Linked DNA regions of Homo sapiens: region 2 is linked to region 1. A link is a contact called in ENCODE Hi-C data. All regions are on one chromosome and are shown on one strand. The core of a region is the stretch at or near the end of the contact, and the rest is flanking DNA. Distances in the headings are between cores, read along the strand shown. Region 1 holds the start of FPGT-TNNI3K (FPGT-TNNI3K readthrough). Region 2 holds the start of ERICH3-AS1 (ERICH3 antisense RNA 1).

Region 1 (7,509 bases), core at 3,164-5,663:
TAATACCTGTAAAGCACTTGGCAGCACACAGTACATTGTTCAACAAAAGAGAGCTAATAAGTTTCTGTTTTTTTCTTTTTTCAAAGAGCAGCCAATAGTCAAGTTTAGCACTAAGAATTATCTATTTCCAAAAAATAAAAATAAAAAAATTATCTAACTATGCATTTCCTGGTATCTAATTTAATTTTTACTAAACTGATAATAATTATTTTCTTAAATAAAATTGTAAATTAGATTGTTTTACACATTTTTAGGCTTCAAACCAGAACTTGGATGCTTTACTTTGACATCATCTTTACAAAGAATCATTGTTTTGTATGTAAATCATAAGAATGAAAAAGTGCCTTGGAAGCCATGTAGATGAATAATTCTAAAATACCTGTCCCTGGACTGGTGTCAGTTCATGACAGTTTTCATTAGCCCCTTAACATACATAGAAAAACAACAAAGGTTTTCATGTAACCAAAATTTTCACACAACTAAATGTATTCAATTTAAAAAGCTATTCTTCATTCTGAGACCATGTCCTTCCTACTTTTCTGTTTTAAAATGTCTTATTTTGTGTGTGTGATTTCTCTTTTATATATTTACTTGTCCACTCTGTATCTTGTCACATTTTCCTTTTATTTTTAAGCATTGTGGCCTCTGGCTATCAATAATCACACAAAAATGCAAGATAAAAAGTACTGGCAAAAGTCTAGTAATGACAGTGTTAAACCACCCTTCCCTCAAAGCAAGAATCCCCATTAAGGGAGAAAGAGTGTTAGGAAAAATAGCTAATGCATGCTGGCTTAATACCTAGGTGATGGGTTGACAGGTGCAGCAACCAACCATGGCACACGTTTACCTATGTAACAAACCTGCACATGGACCCTGGAACTTAAAATACAAATTAAAATTAAAAGAAAAATCCCCATTAAAGTATTCCCGAGAACTATTCATATTTGAATGAGTTGTCTTAGGAAAATAATTTTCTATATACATACCCAAAACAAAACAATATTCATAAAAGACTGACGATATACGTGATCTACAATTTTACGAGTAAAATTTGTGAAAATCACTATACTACTTACAACCTAAAAAAAGTCATGAAAATCATAAAATATTTGTTTTCAAAGCAGAATAACTTCAAAGATTCTTTTAAAAAAGAAGGAAAGTGTTTGCAAGAAAGAAAAAAGTCTCTAAAGTATTAAAGGTGGAAGACTAAAAAGAAAATGTAAATTAGTAAAGTATAACATTACCAGAGTGAATTAATAAGATGGTAAAAGAATTCCATTTATCTCCATATAGCTTTTCCAAACATTGAAGGGCACAAAGTGTTGATCCTCCATTTCCTTAAAAACAAAGTTAAAAAAGCACAATTTATTTAATAGAAACCTACTAAAACTTTGTCATGACAGTAAATTTAGGTGTTATATAACCTTAAGGATTTGCCTTTCAGGAATAAGTAAATAGATGGACATCAAAGGTATTGGCAATAGAACAAAATTAAAAACATCTCATAGCAAACAACCAATCAATAAATTAGCAATGAAACCCAGACAACAACCCTCAGTAATAAATGATGAGGTAATATTCTCCCCAAAATAGTAATTATAAGAAAGAAGAATCAATTACACAATCTGTAACACTAGAAGACTGATAAATATAAACATTCATACAGAGTTACAAATCACAAAGCCCATTTAAATAATTCTCCCAAATGACACAATCAAAAACACAAGTTAGAGTTCCTTTCGAAAAAAGATTTTTAGAACTTGGATTCCCAAAAAAAAATCTTAAATATAACTACCACACTAGTTATCTTGGGCCAGTTACTTAACTCTTGAGTACCTCAGATTCTCATCTATGGAAATAATATCACGCCTGTAATCCCAGCACTTTGGGAGGCCGAGGCAGGTGGATCACGAGGTCAGGAGATACAGACCGTCCTGGCTAACATGGTGAAACCCCGTCTCTACTAAAAAATACAAAAACAAAATTAGCCAGGCTGGTGGCAGTCACCTGTAGTCCCAGCTACTCGGGAGGCTGAGGCAGGAGAATGGCCTGAACCTGGGAGGCGGAGCTTGGAGTGAGCTAAGATCGCACCACTGCACTCCAGCCTGGGCAACAGAGCAAGACTCCTTCTCAAAAAAAAAAAAAAAAAAAAAAAAAGAAATAATAACAGTACTGACCTCATAGTTGTAAGGATTAAAATAATGTTGGCTAATTAGAATAATGCTAATGTCATATTAATGTCATATACAGATATCTTATCTCTGGTATCAGGGGGCTTCAACTTTAAGTATCACATAGAAAAGAGCATTCAGAAAAACAGCATTTATTTCTATTTGCAATGGACGGTCAAAGGGCAAAGTTGACCTAAACTAGGGTTTTCAAATATATGTATTATATTTAAGCCATGTGACAGTGTTCTTTTGCATTCTGCATTATGTCCCTAAGAGGTCAAGAGTATTTTTTCCCACTAATTGCTTTCTTCATGTAAATTGCTGGAGGAACTCTGGAGTGGAGAGGACCTCAAGGGTTCTACTGATAAGGTCCAAAGGAGTATTCCTATCTGAATAGTGTGAATTTCATTAAAACTAATAAAATTTTCTTTTAAGTAACATTCTGGAAGTTTTTCAAGGTAAGTCATAATGGGTAAGAACAGTTGCTATTCCTTTTATCTTTCTAAAAAAAGTCAATTTATGTTCAAATTTTAAAGTTTGTAAAGCTGTGGGTAGAGATATGCAGCTTATACACTGTAAGTCACAGAAACCTTTTCTTCAATGATTATTCTGCTTAGGACCTATATTATAAAACTGACCATAAAGCGCGTACCAATTTTGGCTCCAGCAGGATCCACAAAAACGTGATATTGAACTCCAAGGGGTAACTCCTTTCTTTTCAGCTTTTCTGACAGCTGTTGGTTGTAAGCAAGTTCCTGTTTTTCATCAGCCGCTGTTATTGCAACTATGTCCCAGAATTCTCCACGTGCTACAAGTTTGCCTATTTGGAAAAAGCAAGGAAATGAAAACAAAAATTATCAGAATTTTCTAGTTGCCACAGGTTTGCCTATTGAGAAAGATGATAAAGAAGGTAATATCCATTATCATCTTCCAAAATGTATCTTTGGCTTTTGAAAGTTAGGGAATAATTAGTGGTGCATTAATACGATTCAAAATAGTTATAATGAAGACTGTTCACAAGTTCCTTTTTTTTCTTTTAGATCACTCCCTCCTTTTATGGTTTGCAATCCAATTTAATTATAAATTCTGAATGACATAATGTTTCTTGATTAAGAGAGCGACTTTTAACTTGCCAAAGACTATTGCCTCAATTCTTCAATAAGAAGAGGAGATAAACATAAACAAATCTCCAGCTTTGCAAATCAATTCTTATGTATCACGGACACTTGGTGTTAGGTGACTAAGAAAGACACAACCCAAAGATCCCTTCCCTCAATGTTGCTGTTTATAAATGTGGGTACTTTATTTTCTATTACTTTAAGATGAACCATGCAAACTTACATAGGCTGTTAGAATATAACATAAAATTCTGGATAACAGAAGGTCCCAACTCTCTGATGACATCTTTAAAAGACAGTGTGCACTTTTAGTAGACAGTTGGAATCTCTTTATTGATAAACAAAATGATTTAGCATTTTAATTAGTTAACAAACAGAACTTGTCAGCTAGAATCTAATAGTCCTGAAAGTTTTACTGTTATCCAAGAATTAGTCCCAGTATTTTTTAAGCAGTCACTGCAACACAAATATAATCACTTTTATTAGACAGGTGTACAGGGATTAAGTGTCATAGCCAATTTTTTGATAACAAATTTCTTCCTTTTAATTTTTAATCCATAATTCCTCCATGTTCTGTTACTCCCTCAACAAACGGTTACATTACAGAAGTAGATGAACGTAATGTAAAGCGTGAAGTAGATAGGGGGCTGGCATCTACTCATAAAGTTCAAAATACTGTGCTTCGTATCTTTTAGATTTATTTAAAGCAACTTTTATTAATGAGCTAATCAATGCATAACTTCACTAGTAAGATTTTCTTCTTCTTCCTCCGCCCTCATTTTTAATATCTATACTACTAAGAATAAAGTAAGCAACAAGCATGTCAAGCAGGGACAGTGAAAAGAATAAAAAACTCAAAAGGATTATTAGCTAGCTACTCCTGGGGAGCGTCATAGGCCTACAGATGAGAAGTAAACGGGAAGTGACAGTCCAGCAAACCTCCTGGCACGTAAAAGCACCCTCCCTCTGCATTGCCCAGGAGAACTCCGGTGCCTTCTCTGGTACCTCTTAGCTCGGAAAACCTCCGCAATTTTCGCTGGGTGGCTTCTCGCAGCGATACTTCCGGAGGGTCCCTAGCAGCTGCCATAGCCCCACCTTCCCTGAGACCGCGCCGCACAGCACGCATGCGCCCTGGGGTGCGCCTCCGCCCGGTTGTTTCTGACCCGCCCCCTCCGTGCGTCGCCCACGTAACCACGCCCCCGGAGCGCCTTGGCTGGCGCCCGGAAAACCATGATGTGGAGAACTTGGATGTTGTCTTGTTTCTCTAGCAACGGTCTCAGGAGCAGATGGCCGCCCAGCGATTTGTCTGACTGTGTTGGGGCTGGGCCACTTGTCTCCAACTCATAAGGGCTTGCAGCCCAGTTGACCCGGTGAGTGGTTCAGTTTGGGTGACAAAATTGTTAGAACCGACCCGCTAAGGATAAGGCGAAACTACATTCTAGCTTCCCAGCTTTCACATCAAAGGCGGTTCGTCCTAACTGGTGGTTTGTTTCAGCCTGGAGCAGTTCCCCAGGATAGCCTGATAGAAGATCTCCGCCATCTCTCCTTTCCCCCGCCACCCCGGGCCATCTGCCCCCAACCCTGGGTCATGATACATACACAGTCTGAATATTTAAAATCTCTGCTCTTTCTAGGAACCTTAAGTTTGTGGTTCCTAGAGAGTGAGCCACCCCACCCCTCTGTTTTTTCTTAGTAGGCTACACACGACAGCCTCTCAAATAGTGTCTTTGAAAGTTGTATAAAATTCAGTCCGCAACCAGGCTCCAAATATTTTTGGTATTTTGGTTTCTTCTCTGGCATTCTTTTGTATATGCAGATTAATCTAGAATGTTCAATAACACTCTTAGGAATAAGTCAGCCTTTTTAGGTGTTTTTTTGGGTAGCTATATAAAGGTGTTCCTGTTATAGAACACGAGGTTTCTTGGTTTTACAGACCACTTCATCTTTACACAGAAGAAAACTGAATCAGAGAATAGTGAGTTAGTCAAGGTATCACAATTAGTAAGTAATAAAAGATTTAAGAAATATATTTCAATCCCAAACCCAGAACTTGTGGTATTTCACCATACCGTTTGATTTTTTGAGACGATTTCTCTGTATCAACGTCTTCATTAGGTACGTAGACATTCAGGGCACCATAAACTCTTGTCATAAATTTACTTAGTTTTTCTTCTCAGACTTGTTATACAATCGTGTTCTAATAGTGGAAACATTTGGATAAAATGGCAGATTAGATTACTCTTTCATAGTTTTACATTTAAAACTTCATTAATTAAAAAAACAGTATCTTATTGAAGAACATTTAGAAAATACAGAGACTTGAGTGAAAGTAACCAAAGGAGAAAGTAGCGAGAGAAGGTCAGAGAGAGAACAAAGGGCCATAGGAAGAATTTTGGTTTTTACTCTTGAGGGAAACAAAGCCATTGCAGGGTTTTGAAGTGACTTGGCTTATGTTTAAAGAGATCACTCGGAGATAGGAGAATAGATTATAATGGGGGATGAGGCAATGATAGAAGCAGGGAGACTTCTTTGGAGGTTACTGCAATATTGCAGGTGAGAGCTGGTGAAGGCTTGACCAGGATGGTAGCAGTGGGAATGGTGAGAAGTTGGTCAGATTCTGGATATATTTTTAAGACAAAAACAATAAAATGTGCTGATGGAATTAATGGGTGTGGACTGTAAGAGAAAAAGAGGAGTCAAAATGACTGCCTTGGGATGGATTGGCCATCAATTAAGATGGGTAAGTTTCCGACTGAGGAAGGTTTTTGGGGTAATAGGGTCCAGAATTTGATTTTGGACATGTGGAATAAAGAGACATGTGTATGCAGTGAATATGTAATGGAAGTTTGTGTGTGTATGTGTCTGTATGCATTATACATACGAGTCTAGAATTCAGGAGAGAGGTCTGGGCTAGAGATACAATTTTGGGAATTGTCAGCAAGAAGATAGAATTAATTTTAACTGTGGAACTAAGTGAGGTCCCAAGGGAGTGAAGGTCAGCAGAGCCTATATGTTTGGGGTCTGTATATTCTAATAAGGTGAAATAAAGAAGGAAGAAGTAACCAAATAAAAAATCCAGTGGTAACAATTGTGAGGAGACAAACAGAGTGATGTGTTAGATTCTATCATACAGAATATTAAATAGAGTATTTATTGGATCTAGGACGGTATCATACAGAATATTAGAGTATTTCTTGGATCTGGGAAGGATGGCCATAGAAATTGGATATTATTTTTTCTCAATATGACTATATCATGCAATCAAAATTTGCTGGAAATAAATATACCATATTATCAGCTATGGCTTCTGTTTTCTTTCTTTTCTCAAATTTTCATTAATATTAATTTTTAGTAAAAAAAAAATTAAAAAATACTATATATATGAGTAGGAGTAAATTTCCGTGGCAGTTGATTGTTGGAGGCAAAAAAAGTTTAGGGATTTTATTTAAGTTCATATTCACTATAATAAAACAGTGTGATATGACTGTTTAACATCTTAAGCTACCAGAGTATTATTATACTAGAGAATTCGCCACAGAGTTTTTCCAGGTATTTATCAGAATGTCATTTTACCAGAGTAAAATATATCAATCCAGCCAAGCTGTAAGCCCATTAATTCTGCACAAATCAAACACACAGGAAATAATCTGTTTAGTTTTGGATTCCACATTTTTAAAAAGATGTTGAACATACTAGACTATAATAAATTGAAAAATTATATTCTGTGGAGGCATTTGGGCTTTTTATTTCCAGGAGGAGAGTAGAGAGTATCTGAAGAGCTGCCATAAGGAAGAATGAGATAGATTTTTTAAAGCAACTTTATTGAGGTACAGGTTTAGAACATTTTCATCCCCCCATTAAAATGTCTTCCAACCCATTTACAGTTAATGCCAGTTACACTGTTTTTTTATTACTACAGGCATATAACTATGACTGTTGTGTGGAAATTATAGAGAAGAATGTTTTAATTTTCCCCCCTTCTTTATATGAGGAAGTTGAAGCCAAATGAATAGGGTCCTGGATTATATACTGTGGAGCTCGTAGTGCATGCTGTGGTCAGGCCAAGCTAGGGCTGTACTTGTTTCCAGTCCTTGTGCTTCATGGCTCTGTTTAACCACTGTTTCCTCCTGTTACCCTTCCTGACATGCAACGAAAGCAAAAATTGTCTTTTTGCAGTTTGTTTTATTTCGATTTATTTACTCAGCTAGCCTGTTCTCAAT
Region 2 (7,509 bases), core at 1,807-4,306, 380 kb before region 1:
ATAAAAAGCTTCTAAAAATTCATAGCAATTCATATTCCAGGAATGTGTCCTAAGGGAATAGTCAGAAATATGTGCAAAAATGATTATAAGTAGTGTTTAAAATAGCTTTATAATCACAATTGAAATAGCTCAATATTTAACAATAGACATTGATGAACCGAAATTTAGTAAGACTTTATTATAATGTTTTATGTGTTATTGAAGAGTCTTTTAAATTTAATGATATGGGAAAATAGTCACAATATATTGCTAAATTAATAAAGTGGGATATTAAGGGCTACCTTTAGTAAGAATCGAGTAAAAAATACTTGGAAATCTATTAAGATGTTAACTAGTAGTCTTCTCTGAGTAGTGAAACTATGATAATTATTTTCTTCTTTGTATCCTTTAGTTTTTTCAAGCTTTGGATAATCTATCTAAATACTGTCTCCATATTTAGGGAAAATACAATACATATTATTTAAAATATATTTGTTTTTATACTAAAAAGCTGACATTGTAAAATAAGAATATTTTGATATTTAAAAAAATACCTTAAAGTATCATTATATCATTTGAGTGAAAAAAAAAAAGCTGACTTTCTAAGAAATTTTCTGTGTGTGACAATTCCATTTGGCAACTAATGCTGTGAGAACTGACAATCACCTTTGCCTCCAGTGGTCACCTTTATTGATAGGTAAAAGACAGGAGCCTTAGGGGATGAAGGGCTAAATACAGAGAGGCAACAAAGTGATATGTCACATTGCTGAAATGGGAGTCTCAGCATGCACAGTCCTCTTTTACTATGGGTGGAAAACAGTTGAGGTTAGACACCAGCCAAGTTCTTGCTTTTAAGTTTCAGTTTCAGAAGAACATCTGAGAAAAAACGACCAAGTGAAGCCTTTTCTGGTTTCACACCTAGTAAGTCCTTGATACTTAGGCCAGCATCCCATTCTTGCTGAATCTGAAATAGGCAACACCTAACTATACAGGCTCTCATCTACTTCCGAAGGCTAATCCTCCAGGGGCAAGCCAGCAGACGTGGGCAAGTGGTGATAACATCCCTGAGACAGAGGGACTACAAGCTTCACTATCATTTCTGAGTGAGTTTTAATTTTCAGATGATGTTAGTATTGTTTGGCTTCTTATAGTAGTCTTTTGGTTCAGTACCTGCTAATTGCTTATTGTTTATTATTAATATTATAGACTATATTTTTATACCCTGTGGACTACTTGGAAAAAGCTTTGATGTCTTAGCACTGATGGAATGAAGCTTCATGTAATTGCCAAATAAATTTATATGCAAAACCTAAAACATTGCTTATTTGAACTGTCTAGATATACAGTATTCACATTATTATAGTAAAATGATATTTAACTCATGTATTATGTTTGTCAAGTTTCTAAAATGAAAACTTGATAGTAAATCCAACTATTACATCATTGTCTTGAGTCGATATAATCTCTAAACTCTTATTGTAAAAAACTTTTGTTATATTGGATGAATGAAGAAAACTGAGTTCAAATATTTTTAAAAGAGAATATATTTGAACTATATTATTCCCCTTTTTCATTTCTGTTTGTCGTCCTAATATTGTTAAGTCACAATTTTCCCTCCAAAACCGATTTAAGGCAGGTATTTCACTATTCGTTTCCAAATACAGAGGGGTCAGTAAGTAATTACCCCTTAGCAGTTCACTTTAAACTAAGCAAGAAACTGCATTCCAGTTCTGTTTTCTCAAAGTAAATCCGTTATATCCGTTGTAACAGAATATCGGGGGAGGAGGAAGGAAGGAAGGAAGGAAGGAAGTAAAGAAAGAAGGAAGGAAAAGGAAGGGAAGGGAAGGGAAAAAGAAGGGAAAGGAAAGGAAGGAAGGAAGGAAAAAAGGACAGAAAGGGGGGAAAAAGGAAAGAAAGGAAGAAAGGGAAGGAAAGAAGTTAGTTTCAGAAATACTATGTTCTTACCCCAGAAGACAGATCTAAGTCTAGTTTTATTTGAAATAACTTTTGTTAACAAGGAGGTGATATAATGGTAATGTCAGGTATTTATGGAATTCACGATATGGGTAATCAGATGATAAGCAAGGGATGTAGAAAGGGAATTGTCAGAAACTAAAGACAAATTTAATTGGCTTTACACTTTGGCCTAGAATCATACCACACTGGGTGATGACACTTAGAAATGCCCATCACCATCATCATCATCATCATCATCATCATCATCATTGCTGTTATTATTAAGTGCCTAGATACTTGCTAATAAGTGGAAGATGAAGATGCTCTCTCTATATTATTTCATTTAATCCTCTCAAGAACCATTGGATAGATAACTCTTTTTGACAGACAGATAAACCAAGGCGTTGGCTTAGGCCAAAGCATTTACTCAATGTGATATGGTTAGTATGTAATATGAGACTTGAATTTAGGTCTCTGTGATCCTGAAGTCTATGCTAGTAACCAACTACAGATAACAGGAATTCAGGAATTTCTACAATAGCTTTTACTGTCAAATTTATAGGAATCGTGTAATAGCTTTTTTGCTTCTGTCCCCATGGAGTGAATATTGGGGTCAAATCACTAAAATCTACTAATGGATGAAATGCTCATAGTTTAGTCAGCTCTAGTAGTTTTAGCAATTTAGAAAAGCAGTGATGATTGGTGTCATAAAAGCCATAGCACACGTTCCTAGAAGGGAAAATGCAACTAAACTGTTTTTTTCAATTATTTCATTGCATGTGCATTTGGCAAATCTGTCACTGCTCCTGGCTGCTCTCTCTCTCTTTTTTTAATGCAAGTATTTCTCTGCATGGATTTCTTTACTTCATGATCTTCTGTTGTGTATTGTGTTTTCTTTTTGAAATCATAGCTTGGGAGTTGTTTATGCTTCAGAGATTTTTAAACCAAGGCTACCTTTTAATGTAAATGCACTTAAATTGACCCCACTTATTTAAATGATGTGAAATAGCTCAGCAATGTTCCCATGACCTGTTTTTATACCTTTTGATATTTTATGTGACCTCCAATAAGCTGGACAGATAATAACAGAACCCTTGGCATTGGGCTACCACTGCCACTGTGATGCTGAGTCTGGTGTCAGCAGTGAAGATGAGGGTGGGAAGCCACCGAGGAAGCTGGAGGTTGACACAAGTGGCAGTAAGGGCACATCATTACCTAGGAAGAACCTTCAGAAATCCTCTGCAAAAGACGGCCTGTTTCCACCCTTCCTATTCTTGTTTCTTCCTTCTGCCACTTTTTTTTTTTCTTTCAACTAAGGAATAGAATGGCCAGAAGTAGTTGACAGGCCCTAAGGAGAGCTTCACAGCTAACATCAGGTATAAATTTATTATTATTTTTTGAATATATTGATGTCTAGGATTAAATAAAAGAACATTAGATTATACAATACTGGTAGGAATTTTCAGATCAGTCTTCTTTCAATAGCCTGCCTCCCAGATAGTTGAACAGCTAGGTGAATTTGCCTTAACTGACCCAACTGGAGAGATGGAGAACCATGGTACATTTCACAGTGATTCATTTGACCTTTTTTTTCTTTTTTTTTTTTTTAACTAGGAAAGGATTCATTGCCATTAGCCTATGTCCTGGCTCTTGGTGGTAAGTATTCCATCTGCAAGAGGTCCAATTAGAGTGATCCAACAGACCATGACTCATAAATCTGGTCAAACTTCCCATGTTCTTGAAATCACTAGGCTTTCTAGTATTTATTGAATGACTTTTAAGAAGTGTGCTTATTTGAATATATTTATGTGTATGGTGGCAGGAAAAGGTATTCATTTATTCATCATATGGTCACATTATCCCACCTTCAATTTTAGTAATTGTCATCAAGCACTGTGAGGCATTTGAGATTTTACCCTTCTTTCAAGCAACAACTTAGCCAGCCACAGTTTTATGGATCATGGCAGAAGACATAAGACACCTGAGTCAGAGAAAAAGGACTTTATTGTTCATAGCAAATAGCAGTAGCCAGAGTACCTGTATTTATGCTGGTTCCCTGAGCTCCATTTCTCACTTGGCAACATGAAGAGGGCCAGGTAACACTTGATTGTGCAGCGGGCTGACTTACAGGAGAGGCACCATGATCTTAGAGAACCCATATCTTTTATAATGGGCATTCAACTAGAGGAACTCAGGTGCACCTTCCCAAATATTTATTCTGCAATGCAGAGATACTGGTTGTTATTGATCAAATTGTATTCAAGCAAGAAAATCTAATTATTTGTAAGCAATGAAAGGTGTGCACAAGGAAGATTATTAGGGCTTTCTTTATGCCAGGCACTATGCTAAGCATTTTACATAAATTATCTCATTTACTGTCAAAGGATTCTGTGAGTACAGCATTGCTATTCCCATTTCATGAATAAGAAAATGAAAGATTAGAGAGGTGTTATTTCCCAGTTTATACAATTAGTAAATGGCAGAGCTGGCGTTTTTTACCCAGGTTAGTCTGACTTCCAAGTACACACTCATTCCACTTCATCAAATTGCCATTGTTTGTGAATATTGTTTGCTCTCTTATATTAAATATTTTTTCAAAAGCCCATGGGGTTACCATAAAAAAAAGTCATGTTTTTATACTAATATTTCTTAGAAAAGCTTCAATTACTCTTTCTCCCTTGCTTGAGGAACGTCATGTCTGACACCCTTATAGTGTTGTGTTCATATAACATCTCAGCTGGATGCCATTAGCACTTTCTCTCCTAGAATTTAGGCATAATATATTACTACATGGTGGCTAGGCAATTTTATTTCCCTGTTTCCCTGAATGTTCTTTAATTAATCCATAAATTTAGAAACCAGATTAGAAAAACAGAAGACTTTCTTTAAATGTTTTTATAACTGACTTTTTAGTATACTTTCATGCAGGAATTTGAATAGCAACAGATACACTATTAAAGAGACTTGACACACGTTATTGTTTCCTATTGTTTCAATTTAATTTTGTTTCAAATACGGTAATAATCTGTAATGAAATAAAATGGACCATATTCTCTCAGGTGAATTGGCTATATGTTCTGTGAACAAATATTTGATTCTACATTTTGCTTTGGAAGCTTTTAGGTAAAAGTTAGGAAATAACTGCTGTGATAAGCAGAGGATGACCTGTAAAGTCAACCTCAGCCCTATTGATAGACCTGAAATTTTTATTTTACTCCTTTGAAAGGAGACATCACAAATTACCTTCCAAACACATTTTAAGGGAAATGTAATATCAGCTATTATTGCTTTACCTCAAAATGCTTTATCATAATAGCTGGCAAGAGACTGAGGAAATGCAACAAACGATAACCGTGTTTTGTGTTAGAAGCGGTAATGAAATGGTAAGACAGTCTTGGATGGGGTATAAAGTAGAGAAGAAGTGAGTAAGATCAGGACTTCAGGCTTCTGGTAGGTTGTTGGTGATGATGTTGGGGGTAAGATGGCTAGCCAAGAAGGCAAGCAAGTAAAAAACAAATGAGGAGCATCATACTTGCCTACTTTATAAGTTTTTTTTTTTTTAAGTTAGAGTTTGACATCTTGGTATGATAACTTATTTTATAAAATCTAGTCCAGTGATTTTTTAATTAATAAAAAAGATTAAATTGATATAAATTATTAAGATGAACCTTTTCAAAGCTTCTAGCTCCCTAACCTCTATTCTGCAGTTGGGAAATTGAAATGCTTTAGGTGTTTGGCATGACATGCCTTTCTTTACTTATTTTACTTGCAACATATATATAACTTTATTTAATAGTAAAAAAATCCACTTTGTTCCATTAAAAACATATCAAACCTATATTTATTGAACTATGAACTATGATAGCTTGTGCACCCAGGTTTACCAGGAAATTATGGGTGAACACTTGTACTCTAAGAAGATTATTTATGCTGAAAACTGTCCCGGTCTGCAAAGTCCTATCTTGCTTTGTGATCCTGTCTTGCCAAAGGCAAGTTAGCTTCTGAACACAGGTGAGAGGTAATGCAAATTGGTGTCTTTGTAGCTTTGTAGCTCAAGGTAAGACTTACCTATGTAGCTCAAGGTAAGACTTTTTACTAAAGACTCAATTTGTGATGACTAAATCTAGATATAGTAGCTTATCATCTGGGAGTGAGAATCATCAGTTCACACTGTATAATGATTGTGTTGCTAAAGGCCCATGTGAGTACCAGAAACACATGCAGAAGACAGACATATTATGCTGCTACAGAAAATAATGAGTTCAGGGCCAGGTGCAGTGGCCCACACCTGTAATCCCAACACTTTGGGAGTTTGAGATCCAAGAGTTGAAACCAGCCAGGGCAACATGGAAAGACCCTGTCTCTACTAACAAAACAAAACAAAACAAAAAAATTAGCCTGGCATAGTGGCATGCATCTATGGTCCCAGCTACCCAAGAGGCTGAGGCAGGAAGATTGCTTGAGACCAGGAAATCAAGGCTGAAGTGGGCCACGTTCACACTGCTGCCCTCCAGCCTGGGTGACACAGCGAGACCCTGCCTGAAAAAAAAAAAAAAAGAGAGAAAAAGAGACAAATAAAATAATAATTTATATGAAGATTAAATGCTATTTTTCTTATTGCATAATTTTTTCCACTTATTATTATTTCTAAGAAAGGAAGCTTGTATGTATGTGAAAGAGAGAGAGAGAGAAAGAGGAAGCCAAGAGAAAGAGTGAGGTGGAGATTTTGCTGATTCCAAGACATGGGGACATGAGATTTTTTTTGCTTATTGCTGCTTATTTTAAACATCTCTGATGATCAGCTTTTCTTTAATATCAATGTGTTCCTTAAATTTGAAGACATTTCTTTTCATAATGAAAAACCATTATTAAGTCATGGTGCATGTTATAGTCAGCATCCTAGAAACAATGGAGAAAGTGTTTTATATATAATACAATGGCCTCTTGATATCACATATAAATATCTCACACTGTAAATAAGTGTGATATAAGATTATAGTGTCCCCTCCCTTGTTCGCTTGGATTAAAGTAATCTTGATTTCTAACCTTATTTTTATAGCACCAACAATGAATTTCATGGTGGATGAAACAGCAGCAATCAACTCAAACAAGGAATCCCAGCAATTGGTGCAAAAAACGTATACACTGGAGAAGAAAGAAGCAATGGAGGAAGATGAAGCGCCCCAGCACAGAGATGCTGACATAGTACAGGGAAAAGGGGAGGCAGCACTGTGGGGAGAAGCAGGAGCTGTTCATGAGGCTCCCTTGAGGGCGTGGAAGCCAACAGCAGAGCAGCCAGAATTGGCAGAAGAGTTTACAGAAAAAAGGGAGATCCCTCCAGGCATAGAAAGGGGGGCAGAGGGAGCAGCAGAAGCAGAAGGGGTCAGAAGGCTGGGTGAAGGGGGGTCAGACCCCATAGGACAAGCAGCAGCAAAAGATGCTGTGGGTCTGAGTAAAGATGAGGCTCCTGAAAAGCAAGCCTTGATGCTCACAGTGCTTGAGACAGACAAAGCAGCTTCTGAAGGGGAACAGGGTTTAGAGAAGGCAGTGCTTGCAAATGAAGCAGCAGCCCTG

The links. A loop is a pair of places that touch in the nucleus more often than their neighbours do. Pooled maps may share reads with other maps.
Region 2: a loop to region 1 is called in a map with no recorded cell type, with 7 times the contacts of the local background. The contact joins the promoter of ERICH3-AS1 here to the promoter of FPGT-TNNI3K in region 1. A Hi-C loop is called at or near these places in 6 of 37 single-sample maps with no recorded cell type and 5 of 50 pooled maps.

What each region holds. Positions count from the first base shown.
Region 1 is chr1:74,195,146-74,202,654 of GRCh38, reverse strand. It overlaps FPGT-TNNI3K (FPGT-TNNI3K readthrough), which reads right to left and starts at 4,413. Exons shown (of 27, transcript NM_001112808.3): 1 at 4,295-4,413; 2 at 2,824-2,991; 3 at 1,245-1,337. The coding sequence starts at 4,376. It overlaps LRRIQ3 (leucine rich repeats and IQ motif containing 3), which reads left to right and starts at 4,479. Exons shown (of 8, transcript NM_001105659.2): 1 at 4,479-4,659. It overlaps FPGT (fucose-1-phosphate guanylyltransferase), which reads right to left and starts at 4,413. Exons shown (of 4, transcript NM_003838.5): 1 at 4,295-4,413; 2 at 2,824-2,991; 3 at 1,245-1,337. The coding sequence starts at 4,376. RefSeq lists a silencer at 4,476-4,575.
Region 2 is chr1:74,572,977-74,580,485 of GRCh38, reverse strand. It overlaps ERICH3-AS1 (ERICH3 antisense RNA 1), which reads right to left and starts at 3,056. Exons shown (of 3, transcript NR_121671.1): 1 at 2,977-3,056. ERICH3 (glutamate rich 3) reads left to right here. Exons shown (of 15, transcript NM_001002912.5): 13 at 3,550-3,591; 14 at 6,995-7,509.